Linked DNA regions of Homo sapiens: region 2 is linked to region 1. The links are chromatin contacts, found by Hi-C in ENCODE. All regions are on one chromosome and are shown on one strand. Each heading gives the region's core, a stretch centred on a gene start or an enhancer-like site at or near the end of the contact. The rest is flanking DNA. Distances are from core to core; before and after follow the strand shown. Region 1 has its middle 120 kb from the start of LINC02458. Region 2 has its middle 74 kb from the start of LINC02458.

What was found. Hi-C counts contacts between places; a loop is a spot of excess contacts on that map. Pooled maps may share reads with other maps.
Region 2: a map of endothelial cell of umbilical vein shows a loop between it and region 1 (8-fold over the local background). The contact joins two enhancer-like sites. A Hi-C loop is called at or near these places in 6 of 168 maps with a recorded cell type or tissue (cardiac septum, endothelial cell of umbilical vein, heart left ventricle and 2 more) and 8 of 50 pooled maps.

Annotation. Positions count from the first base shown.
Region 1 is chr12:88,896,267-88,901,923 of GRCh38, reverse strand. No RefSeq gene overlaps it. Among named protein-coding and RNA genes, the nearest start is that of LINC02458, 120 kb to the left of the region's middle. Within about 2 kb of position 3,908, at least 3 of the 41 ENCODE cell types and tissues checked have a DNase peak (open chromatin) inside an H3K27ac peak, as active enhancers do; they include endothelial cell of umbilical vein, where a contact is called at or near this core.
Region 2 is chr12:88,942,562-88,948,288 of GRCh38, reverse strand. No RefSeq gene overlaps it. Among named protein-coding and RNA genes, the nearest start is that of LINC02458, 74 kb to the left of the region's middle. Within about 2 kb of position 1,733, at least 5 of the 41 ENCODE cell types and tissues checked have a DNase peak (open chromatin) inside an H3K27ac peak, as active enhancers do; they include endothelial cell of umbilical vein, where a contact is called at or near this core.

The DNA of each region.
Region 1 (5,657 bases), core at 2,659-5,158:
TCCCCTGGATATTCTGTTTTAAGGATGACCACTGACTCAGAAGATGAGTTTGAGGTTATTTTTTGAAGGAACTTCCTGTAGACTGATGAAGAAAGGACAGGGGCAACCCCATGTATATAAATATCATGCAGTGATGGTCACACACCATTGAGACACATGGAAGTTGAATTGGCACACATCTTAATAGAGTTTAGAATTCAATAACTCTCTTCTCTGAAAATTTAGAATGATTATAGCAGAAAACTTTGAAATTAAATCAAGAAGCTTACTTTATTTCCCAATTCCTAAACTTAATTGTGTCTTCATGCTGAACCGTATTTGGCCATTTAACAAACATAGCAATAACATTCTTAACAGTTACTGAAACCAGGCAACTGGTGGAATTGATCTTTTTTCAAGTGATTGCCCTGCTTTGTTTTGTTTTGATTTTTATGCCATCTGGTAAAGACTGAGTTCTGGTGGTGTGGTAAAAAGAGTTGTGGCCTGTGTCTAGAGCTGGACTAAGCCCCCAATTTTCACACCAAATGAGTAAACTTAGGCAAAGTGATTTTTTTTCCTTTCTATATTTCTTATCCTTATCTATCAAGTGGGGTGAATGGGTCCATGCCGCTCTAAAACTTAATCTTGTCAGTGGTTCCTTGATTCAAGTAAAAATGTTCAAAATGTTTTTGAACACTAATGGCATTCTGTTTTCTAGCGAAGGTTGTATTTGATTTCATGTAGCAGAGCAGAAGTAGACATGGTGTTCTGAATCACATGACATAGGCATGGTTAAAACATTGTGCTTAATATGTTGCCCCCTTTGTAGACAACACAGAGTAGGATGCCCCCTTTCATGCCAATCTAATATACCAAGGCTCGGGATAGAGCAAAGGGACTTGAGGGAATGAGGAAAGCTGAACAATAGGAATAAACAAACTACTTCTTCAAGGTTTAAAACTTCATAATCTTTAAAGATATTAGATTTTGTATTAAACCACTCCTCTCTTTTGAGATCCTGAGGTAACTTTCAATGTGGAAATGCTATAAATATAATGCTGCAATGAATATCTTCATGTATGCAAACTTTGGCTTTTGTTGAACTATTTCTTTAAGTTAAATTATTTATTTTGTTCCTGAAAATATTAGTGTGCATTCAGATTATTGTGAATTTCTAATAACTACAGGTTTAGACATACTTGAACATTGAAATATGGAGACAAATTTAGCAGGATTTGTATTTTTTCTGCAATACAAATAATACATGTTATTTTAAAAAACAATTAGAAGGTAAAGATAGCAACAAAAAAGTTATAATCTCACCATCTAGATATAACCATTGGTAGGTATACCTACTTCCTCTCTTTCTCTCTCTCTCTCTCTCTCTGTGTGTGTGTGTGTATGTGTGTATGTGTGGGTCTGTGTGTGTCAGTCTGTCTGTCTCTTTATTTACTGGTGATCGTAAACAAATTTGTTCATAAATTATATACTCAAATAAATAGAAAACAACATATTTGGCTTTTACACTGAAATGTAAATTTCAGAGACAGAACATTTCTTATTTTTTTTTGTATTCCAAAGAAATTAGGTGAGTGTGAACAGAAGGTGCAAAAGAATAATAGAATTTTGAAGTTTAATGTTAGAAATTATCTGATTTATTCAATTTATTTTACGTATGGGTAAATGGGTCCAGACATGTGATTTTTTCCTAGAGTCTTATGGCTAATTTTTGGTAGTTGAAATCAGAACAGAGGTCACTCATTACCTGATCCAGGGTTTTAATCTCAAAAACCACTTCTTGAGATTAATTTCTGTAATTCTCCCGATTTTTCTAGAACCTACTATTGAACTGATTATATACACAATACTGTTAAGAACATTGTCATGTTGAGATTTCTTTAGAACTTTTTTTATTGAGATGGAATTCATATAACATACAGTTAAACATCTTAAAGTGTACAATTTAGTAGCATTTAGTGTATTCACAATGTTGTATAACTATAACATTGCTCTAGTTTCAAAACTTTTAAAATAATTTCTGTATCCATTACCTTTTTCCCATTTGCCCCGAGAGTACTGTGCCAGGAGCAATTGCTGCTGCACTTTTTTCTAAATGAGGAAAAAGTAAGTAATCCCTCCATACTCTCCATTCTGTCAATCTTCTGGCAACCAGTAATATGTTTTTTGTCTCTATGAATTTTCCTATTCTGGATATTTCATATATAAGAAATCATACAGAATTTGACCTTTTGCGTCTGGTGTCTTTAACTTAGCATAATATTTTCAAGGTTTATTTGTATTTTAGCTTGTATTTCATTCCTTTTTATGGCTGAATAATATTCCATTGTATAGATATATCATAATTTGTTCATTTGTTGATCTGTTGATGGACATTTTTTCTTTAAAACTTTAACAAACAAAAATCTATGGTTATTCACTCAAAGCTTGCAATTACAAGTTCCATAATTTCCAATTTAATCCCAGATCAGATTAATTATATTCAACATTCCTTTGCCATTTTATCCTTCTTAAGTTGATGGACTCACGTTTTATTGCTGCAATGTTTTTCTGTCACATATGTAATTAATTCCCAGTATTTCCACTTTTAGAATGTTGTTAACATGTAGAATCTTTGTCTGACTTCTTATAAATATCTTTTAATTGACTTTTGACTGTCATCTTCCACTAAGACTAAGATTTGTAAAGTATATTGTTGAGTATTGTAAAGTATATTGCGGTAGGCTGAAAATGGTCCTTCAAAGATGTTCACATTCTAATTCCCTATACTTATAAATCTTACCTTATATGACAAAAGGGACTTTGCAGATGGATTAAATTGAAGATTCTGAGATTGAGAGACTGTCCTGAATCATCTCAGTGGGTCTGATATACTTACAAACTTCATAAGAGAGGGGTAGGAGATCAAAGAAAGTAGCAAGATATGTAAGGACAGACTCAAAGGGTCAGGAGCCAAGAAATGAAGACAGCCTTTAAAGATCGAAGAAGGCAAGAAAATGACTTCTCCCCTGAAGTCTCCAGAAGGAATGTAGCCCTGCTGACACTTGGATTCTAGACTTCTGATCTCTGGGATGTAAGAGAATAAGCTTGTGTTGTTTTAAGCTACTAAGTCTGTGTTAATTTGCAACAGAGCAATACGAAACTAAGATACTCCACTCAAGAGATGCAATTTTAAATGAGTCTAAAGTTAAACATATTTCATAAACATATATATTAATATTTAACATACATATTATTACTGTTGACAATATTCATTAATTTTACAACATATTCCAGCTCAGTATAGTTTCCAAATAAAAATAAAGAGTTAGATTGTTATAAGGAATGGGACTGATAGCAAAACTTTGTCTGCTTTGGCATTGAGTAAAGCTCTTAACATTAGGAAAAGTAATAGTTTTCAAGCATGTTTCAACATTGGGTTCTTTGGATTCCTTAAATACTATGTGGAGGTTCTTCAATAATGATATGCTTTTTAAAAATATTGTGGTTCAAAATGTTCATGTTCAATATCTCCTCTTTCCTGTCCAAATCAACACAGATAAATGTGAAATAAGTGTCTAAATGTTCACACTGGACTCTGCAGGGAGAAACTGTACTGCTTTTGAACTCACAGGTGAGAAGAAAATGATATCACTTATTTTCTTTACAGAATGAAAATACAATAATGCTTATTAAGAAACATTCTTTCAAGGTTAAGAGCTCACTGAATATGAAAACAAAACTCAAACTCTTTTTTTCTTGGAGTTTTTCTAAATTTGCCCTTAAATCCTTGTATTTTTCTTATCTTTTAGCCAACTGGATGGTCATGATTAATGTACCTTTAATCACAGGAGCTTCTTGAAGCTCCTTTTCACTACCTCAGAGGCAGCTGCTCCTCAGTGATGTCATGTTTCCTTCCTGACCTTGGGAGTGCCATTTAGAGGCAACTGTTTCCAGGGACTGAAAGGCTTCTGCATCTCAAGTCATGCTACCAAAATAGTCCATTAGCTGTGCTTTTCAACTTAGTTATGTCATAATGAATAAGTCTCTTCTCCTCTGAACAGTGTTAATGACTTTTCCCTACCTTTGTCAATTTCAGTATAAATGTGTACCCGCCAAAGGCATCAGGAGGGGACTAAGGAAATCCTATAGGAGAACAATGACAGGAAACTGACATAGCCATTAAGATGTCTGGAAAAATTAAGTTAGAAGAAAGTGGGGCTTGGCTTATTGCCATTTTTGGAATAAGGAAAAAACTGTAGGCAGGATGTCTCTAGAAAAGTTAACATAAAACTTAGACTAAGCATGGCTGTGTGTAAATTGAATTAAAATAAAGGATAATAATATATGATAGATAATATGATAAATAGGATAATAATATGATAAAAAATAATATGAGTAATAGTAGAAAATTACTTTTGGTGGGGAAGGGAAAGTAATAAACATTGTAAATTGAGGTTCAGAATTTTTTTTCTTTTTTAAGAACAAAGATTTCCCTGGTCTTGGTAGCAAGTGCTGATGAAATTTCTCATCCCAGAGCTGATTCACTGAATTGAGGAATTAGAGAAAGGAAACATTTGTTTTTCTAAAACATCTGTAAGGAAATATTATGTTAAATATTTATAGGTTTAGAGAGCAGTCTATAATTACAAATCTTAGATAAATAAATGCAGTGTGTTGGAATCTGGTAACTTAGAAAAAATGACCTCATTCAGGAATAGGAATTCCTATAGGAATAGGAAAAAATGACCTCATTCAGGAATAGGAATTCCTCATACAATAGGAAGCAACTTTTACATTTTTGAAAGGAAATTCATCAATGATTATTTTGACCTCATCTCCGTGTATCAGATGCTCCGTGTGTCAAATATAAAGTCAATTAGGGAAATGAGTAACAATGAAAGAAAACTCTCATGAATGACTAGATGAAGCATGTGAGAATACATCATGCTTAAATTTATCCTTGTGCTGTAAAAAAGCACTTTCTTACTTTTGCCTCTTGACTTTGAATTATTTTCTTCCAGATTAGAGGAGATTACATGAATAAAAGTTTAGCCCAGTAAAGAGTAGCTTGATACAGTAAATCATAGAGATTGGTAACTTCATTTATTTTCAGAGTTGGGAGAGACCTTAAAACAAGCTAACAAAATTCTCTCACGTACAGTTAAGAAGCTGGGGCACAGAGCACTTAAATGACTTATCTGGAGTCAGACATCACCAGAATAAGTACCAGGATTATGTACCAGGTTTCCTGATTTCCAAGCTGGTAAATTCCATATAAAACATATTGGATCAATAAACAGTTTTATTAATTAATCTTGGAACACTATAGTCAAAAATATGAGTCAAATGCTCTATTACATATCATCCTCAAGGCTATAGTAAAAAATATGCCTCATGGTAAGTAGGCAATGGCTCCCTCTCCGTATGCGGTAAGAGAAAAAAAGGGCTGTGAGAGACCCATTTTGGGGACATTGCGTGGTCAGTTTGTCAGCTGAGTGAATGCTCCCTATGATCCCTTGCCACTTGGAACCTAAGGGCCTTGGGACAGTCAACTGCATCTACCTGATCCTTTGCTCAGTGGATCTACCACTCTCTAAGCCTTCGTTTAGATTTTTAAACATAAGTAACACAGGTAAATAGAAAAGTCAAAGCTCAGATTAAAGAAAGGTAACCATATA
Region 2 (5,727 bases), core at 484-2,983, 49 kb before region 1:
ACACCTTCCTTCTTTTCCAAACACATGCTAACTTTAAAAAATGGAAGGTGCTTATATCAATCAAAGTTGAATCTTCCACACTATTCTATGACTTAATGTGACCATTGTAATTGTAACCTTTGATGTTGAGCATCATTCTAATGATACTTATTTTATTTTTATGGCATTTGTTCTAGGTCAAAAGTCAGACACTATTATCCAGGAGAGTTAACTATATAAAAATCTTTAAAGAAATTATTTTAAAAGATACTTTTCCCCTATCTCACAATTCAATTTAATTTAAAAGCCAGTTTGACTATTTTTCTTCTTGTGGTAAGAAAAGCTGACTTGCCCAAAATGATTTTTTTCTTTTTCCTGTTTTATCAATAGATCTAATACCTATTTCTGAGCCATCTGGTTTGACAGCCATAATAGCTGAAATGCTTTTCCTTGCAGTCTTTAGAAATGCCCCCTAGAGGCAAATAAGCATTGGGCAGAATCAGTAAATATCAGTATAAAGGGACATTTTCTGCTTGTTCTTTTTAAGGTGACATGTGGAGGAGTCAGAGCAAGGGGTAGGAACACCCGCTATTTATTTGGCAGATTTATTGAGCCATTTCAGGTCGGACACGCATTTTCAAGGCCCAGGGAAACTTGATCTCATTTATATTGTACAGCAAATAACATAATAGCACATTGGTATTCATCTGTGTGTGTCAATAACCTTGAATAGTTTTAGAAGTCTGCAGAAATCACCCTTCACACTAAAATGCATTTGTTAGTACTGACTTCAGGTTCTTGCTTTTTATTGACTAAAGACATCCTAAAAGATAAGGCTTTTGAGGTGCAATGGGCTGAAGTCTGATAAACAAACACAAAACACTCCACCAAACCAAAAATATAGCTTTGATCAATTTGGGGCATGGGTGCCTTCCTCTAGAGTCATAAAGTAGCTTTTGATGACATGTTATAGTTTACATATTGTTGTAGTTTGTACATTATGTGTTGGCTATGTCTCAATAGTATTTTGCATAAATCTCTTACCATCACGTAAATCAGGCTAAAATCAGAGATTAATCAAATGGGAGACATTTGGGCTTTTTGCTTCCTTGGATTTTGCACAGAAATATTGGGGTCTAGTTGAAAAAATAAAGCTGATTGGCCTTTCCTTCAAAATTCCTCCAGGTGAATGTCAAAGAAGATACTGGAGAGACAAGGGGAAAAATAACAAAAGGAGAGGTTTCTGGCTTGCCATATTTCCCTTGGATAGTGTACAATATTTTGAATTTGTTTTTTAAATCTGCCCCAGTAAAAGCGCCTGCTGAGTTCATGAACAAGATCTTAAGTTAGCCACAAGGAGTCCAGTCATTTCCATTTGTTTTAAACAACAAGCTATAAATAACACAAACAATTACACGATTGTGTTGATTTCCTCCTGAAGTATCCTGGCTGAGGGCCTTGGGCATAATCATTAGGTGGAAAGTAGGAATTTTGTCTGAGCTGCCAGCTGATCCATGGCTTTTTCCAAGATTAGCCAAGGAGGCAGCTTTCAGGAAGCAGGCTTCCCAGTCAGGCACTTGTGGGGTTTCTGAATTATTTATTGTGTAAGAGGGCTCCTGGCTTTGAGCACAGGGCATGTGGTTTTTCAGGCCACAAAGGCTTAAAATAGATACCCATCTCTCTCCCTTCACACTATTTATGTATAACCAAATTATCTACTATGCCGCCCCTCCCCTGACACACATACACATATTTTTTTCCTCCTAGCGGCAAGGGACAGTAACACTTAATTTCTGCTTATTAGAAGTTGCTCTCAGGGTGGTTCCATTCCCCGGGAGAGAGCTTGTGTAATGAACAATGCAGATTCACATTCATAAATTCACTGTGATTCATTTCAGTGCTATTACAAATGGCAGGCTCTCAGAAATTAGCAATGCATTTAAGCACAGCAACAAAACTGGAAGATTGCTTCTGGGCAAGCTGTGTGGCTCCTGATTCTTCTATGTTCCTAAAGTGTGTGCCTTAATGATTCATTAATTACAAGCTTTTATCTGAACCAGTTATCTCATCATTAATTGGTATATACTTTGCCCAGCCAAATTAAGGCAACTGCTGTTTTATCCTGATTCCTTGGATGAAGACTGCATGGTGTGAACCCCGACAGTCTTCTTCCTCTTACTACTATTCAGCCTATACATTTGTCAGGCCAGGTCGTTAATAATGGTAGGCTTCTATCCTCTCAGCATAAAAGATGGTAATTGACCTCTAGGGAATATTTGAGGAAAAATAATTGTATCATGAGACTAAAAGGGAATTATGTCTACTTCTATTTGCTTTGTTCAGAGTAGGTGCTCAACAAATATTTGACATTTGTATGATATTGCTCTCATTTTACTATCAAATTGGAAAATGGTGAGGACTAGCGTGAAAAAAAAAAACAAAAATCTGGGGAAGTTAGTATTTATTTCCTGTTTTTGGACAGAAAGACTTCAATTCATTTGGTATCATTTCAACAACTCAGACCAAGGTAGATGTCTTTGTCCAGAAAGAACACTACCTGTTAGTTCAATTTGGTTCAAAAGTATTGAGTATCTATCAAATGCCATGATAAGCACTGTGGTATCATGTAGAAGTAGAAAGATGTGCCAGGAGTAGAAAGATGATCCATTGAGGATTCCATAGTCTTAAGTAGAGTCAGGCATTAAAATATACCAGGTGTGTTTCTAGAAGTGCTTCCTAGAGTTGCTGAGGCCATAGCTTGACCTTGAGCATGAAGAAAAATTAGCCAGGCAAAAATAGCTTTGGCCATGTGTGTGGTTTGGCCTACTTTTGGACAATATTGAGTTACCAGTGCTTAAGAGTGAAGATTGATTTTTACTTTTAAGTGCTCCATTTTGACAGCTTTCTTGAGCATGCAGATCCAAGAGACAAAGGAGGACGTTAAAGAGAAGTATGCTTACCGACCACTAAACTCATTCTGTTGCAAGGCAGATTTTGTATTATCCCAGTGGAAGAATGCCCATGGTTTAGCACTAACTTTAAGGTCCGACCTGGACCTTATCCCACATGCTTTCTTGGCATTCAGACTTCAGTAGCCTATATCAGGAGTTGGCAAACTTCCTCTATAAACCAGATAGTAAGTAGATTTTGCAGGCTGGAATGACTCTGTTGCAAGTACTCAACACTGCTGTTGTAGTTTGAAAACAGCTAGCTCTCAATATGTAAATGAATTGTGCATGACTTTTTCTGGTAAAACTTTATAAAAACAGAAAGAGTGCTGGATTTGGTTTCTGGGCCATAGTTTGCTGATACTATAGCATTCAATAAATATATCTGGCTATTATCTGAGGTCAAAAAGCATTTCAAAGTAAATGTCAGAACTTCAAATATTAGATATTAAAACCAAGATTCTAAACTATTTTCAAATTCTTCTTATTCAGTTTCCACTTTACATAAAACTACTATGCTAGAGAATGGTGATGAAAAGAAATGAAACTTGGTGGTTTGTCTAAGGACCTTACAATCTCTTAGAAAAGCATATGTTTTATACATAAGGAGATACAGGCCCTCAGAAGTGACTTGCTTTTTGTTAGATAGTAGCCAAACCAGAACTCAATATCATACCTCTGTGAGTTCAGGCCTCTTTCTTCTACCTCAGCACTTTGTTTCATGAGTGAAGATTCTTGGGTCAGAACGGAGTTTATGAAGAAAAGAAGATGTATGATTATTCCAGGTTCTCACACCCTTGAATCTGTGCTTCAGCCACCTGCTAGAAATAACTTAAACAAAGAGGTGGGAGCTGTTTTCTGAACAATGCTCAGTCATGCTGTGACTCATACCAACTTCCCTTGTTGCCTCGAGTTTACAGTTCATCGTATATTTACTTGTATATAGCTGTCTATCTGCCCTCAAAATGAATTTTGTTGTCATTTGGCAAAAGAATCTCATTGTTTCCTCAGATCTTCATAATACTCACAGATAGGAAAACAAAGACTTACCATTGCTAAGGCTGAGGAAATAATTGGGAACATTATTCTATGGTACTTTGATTTGAATTCAAATAATGTAATGCAACTGCCATATCCAAGGTCTTTTTGCAGTCTCCTTCTTATTGCTCTCTCTGCGGCATGTAGTAGGGCTGTTTGCCACTCTATTTTGGGGGGATATTTTTTTGAAACAGTGTCTCGCTCTGTCACCCAGGCTGGAGCGTAGCGGTACAACCACAGCTGACTGCAGCCTTCATCTCCCAGGTTCAATCGATCCTCCCACCTAGGCCTCCTGAGTAGATGAGACTATAGGTGCACACCACCATATCTGGCTAATTTTTGTATTTTTTATAGAGATGGGGTTTTGCCGTGTTGCCCAGGCTGGTCTCAAACTCTTGACCTCAAGTGGTCTGCCTGCCTTGGAATCCCAAAATGTCTTTTTGGGAAATTCTCTTAAGTTCCATGACACAGAACTCTCTTCTCCTGAAATGAAGACATTTCCCAAAGAACAGTCCTGAACCCTCTCTATTCTGAGTTCTTTATCATCTTTCAGCCCTTATCTATTCTCAGGGCTTTAACTCTTACCTTTGCTAATTGAAGATGGAGGAAAAGAGGAGAGAGATAACGTTTATTTGGTACTTAAAATGTGTTGAGAATCTAGAGATAGAAAACACAGCTCCTTCCTTTAAGGATTCACAATGTTGAGGGAACTACTTGAGAGAGACAGAGAGAGAGAGAGAGGATATTGACTCTACAGCTCATAGATGCTAGTAGAGGTGTGTGCACAGGGCACGGGGGCAAAAGGTGAACACCTCTCAGAGCCTCAGGTGTGGAGCAATGGCATGAAGGCTCTCCCGAAGAGGGGTAGTTGTGCTGAATATAGAAATCTGAATAACTTATCAGGATGTAGAGGGATAAGTTTGACTCCCAAGACTGGATTTGCTGCTCTTCAGTATTCACAGACCATGGCAACTTTGATACTAGTTTATGACTGCACATCTTCCTATGGCCTTCCTCCCTAGATCAAAGCTTCTGGAAGGCATCATTGTTCCTCATTGCATTTCTAGCCCCTAAGCTGTGTCTGGCACCTGATAGGGGCTCAGTCATATTTACTGAGGGAGAGAAATGATTATTCCTACTTTATCACCATGAAAATGAGTCTCAGCAATGGAAGACACATTTATTTATGACCATAGAGCTAGTATTGGGAGATGCAGACATTCAAACATTGGCCTAGATGAGTCCTTTGTCTTTTGGTGTCAGTTTACCTAGTTAGGCATCTCAGGTCCTACCTTCACTCCTGAGCTTCGGTCTCATATTGCTAATTCCCTTTTAGACATTCTTCCTGAATGTGCTACCACCCACCACGTGATCAAAACAGAGATACTCATCTTTCCCCTGAATGGAGGTGATTCTTTCTTTCTGCATGATATCAGTAGCTAATTTCCCTTTGTGGTCTCAGACACTAGGGTGTGGGAGTTAATTAAATAAGAATGTAGAAGGCAGGGATCATTTGGCTGTCAGAATTTTAAAAAATTTGGCAAATGGCATCTCCAGTGCCCTCAACTCTGAATAAACCTTATAGAGTAGCACCATCCAATAGACATAAAATATGAGCCAGAGACATAAGCCACGTATTTGATTTTACATTTTCTCAGAACCATATTAAGAAAAGTAACAAGATAAAATATAGAAAAGCAAACTGGTAAAATTAATTTTAATAACACATTTTATTGAACCCAATACATCTAAAATATTATAT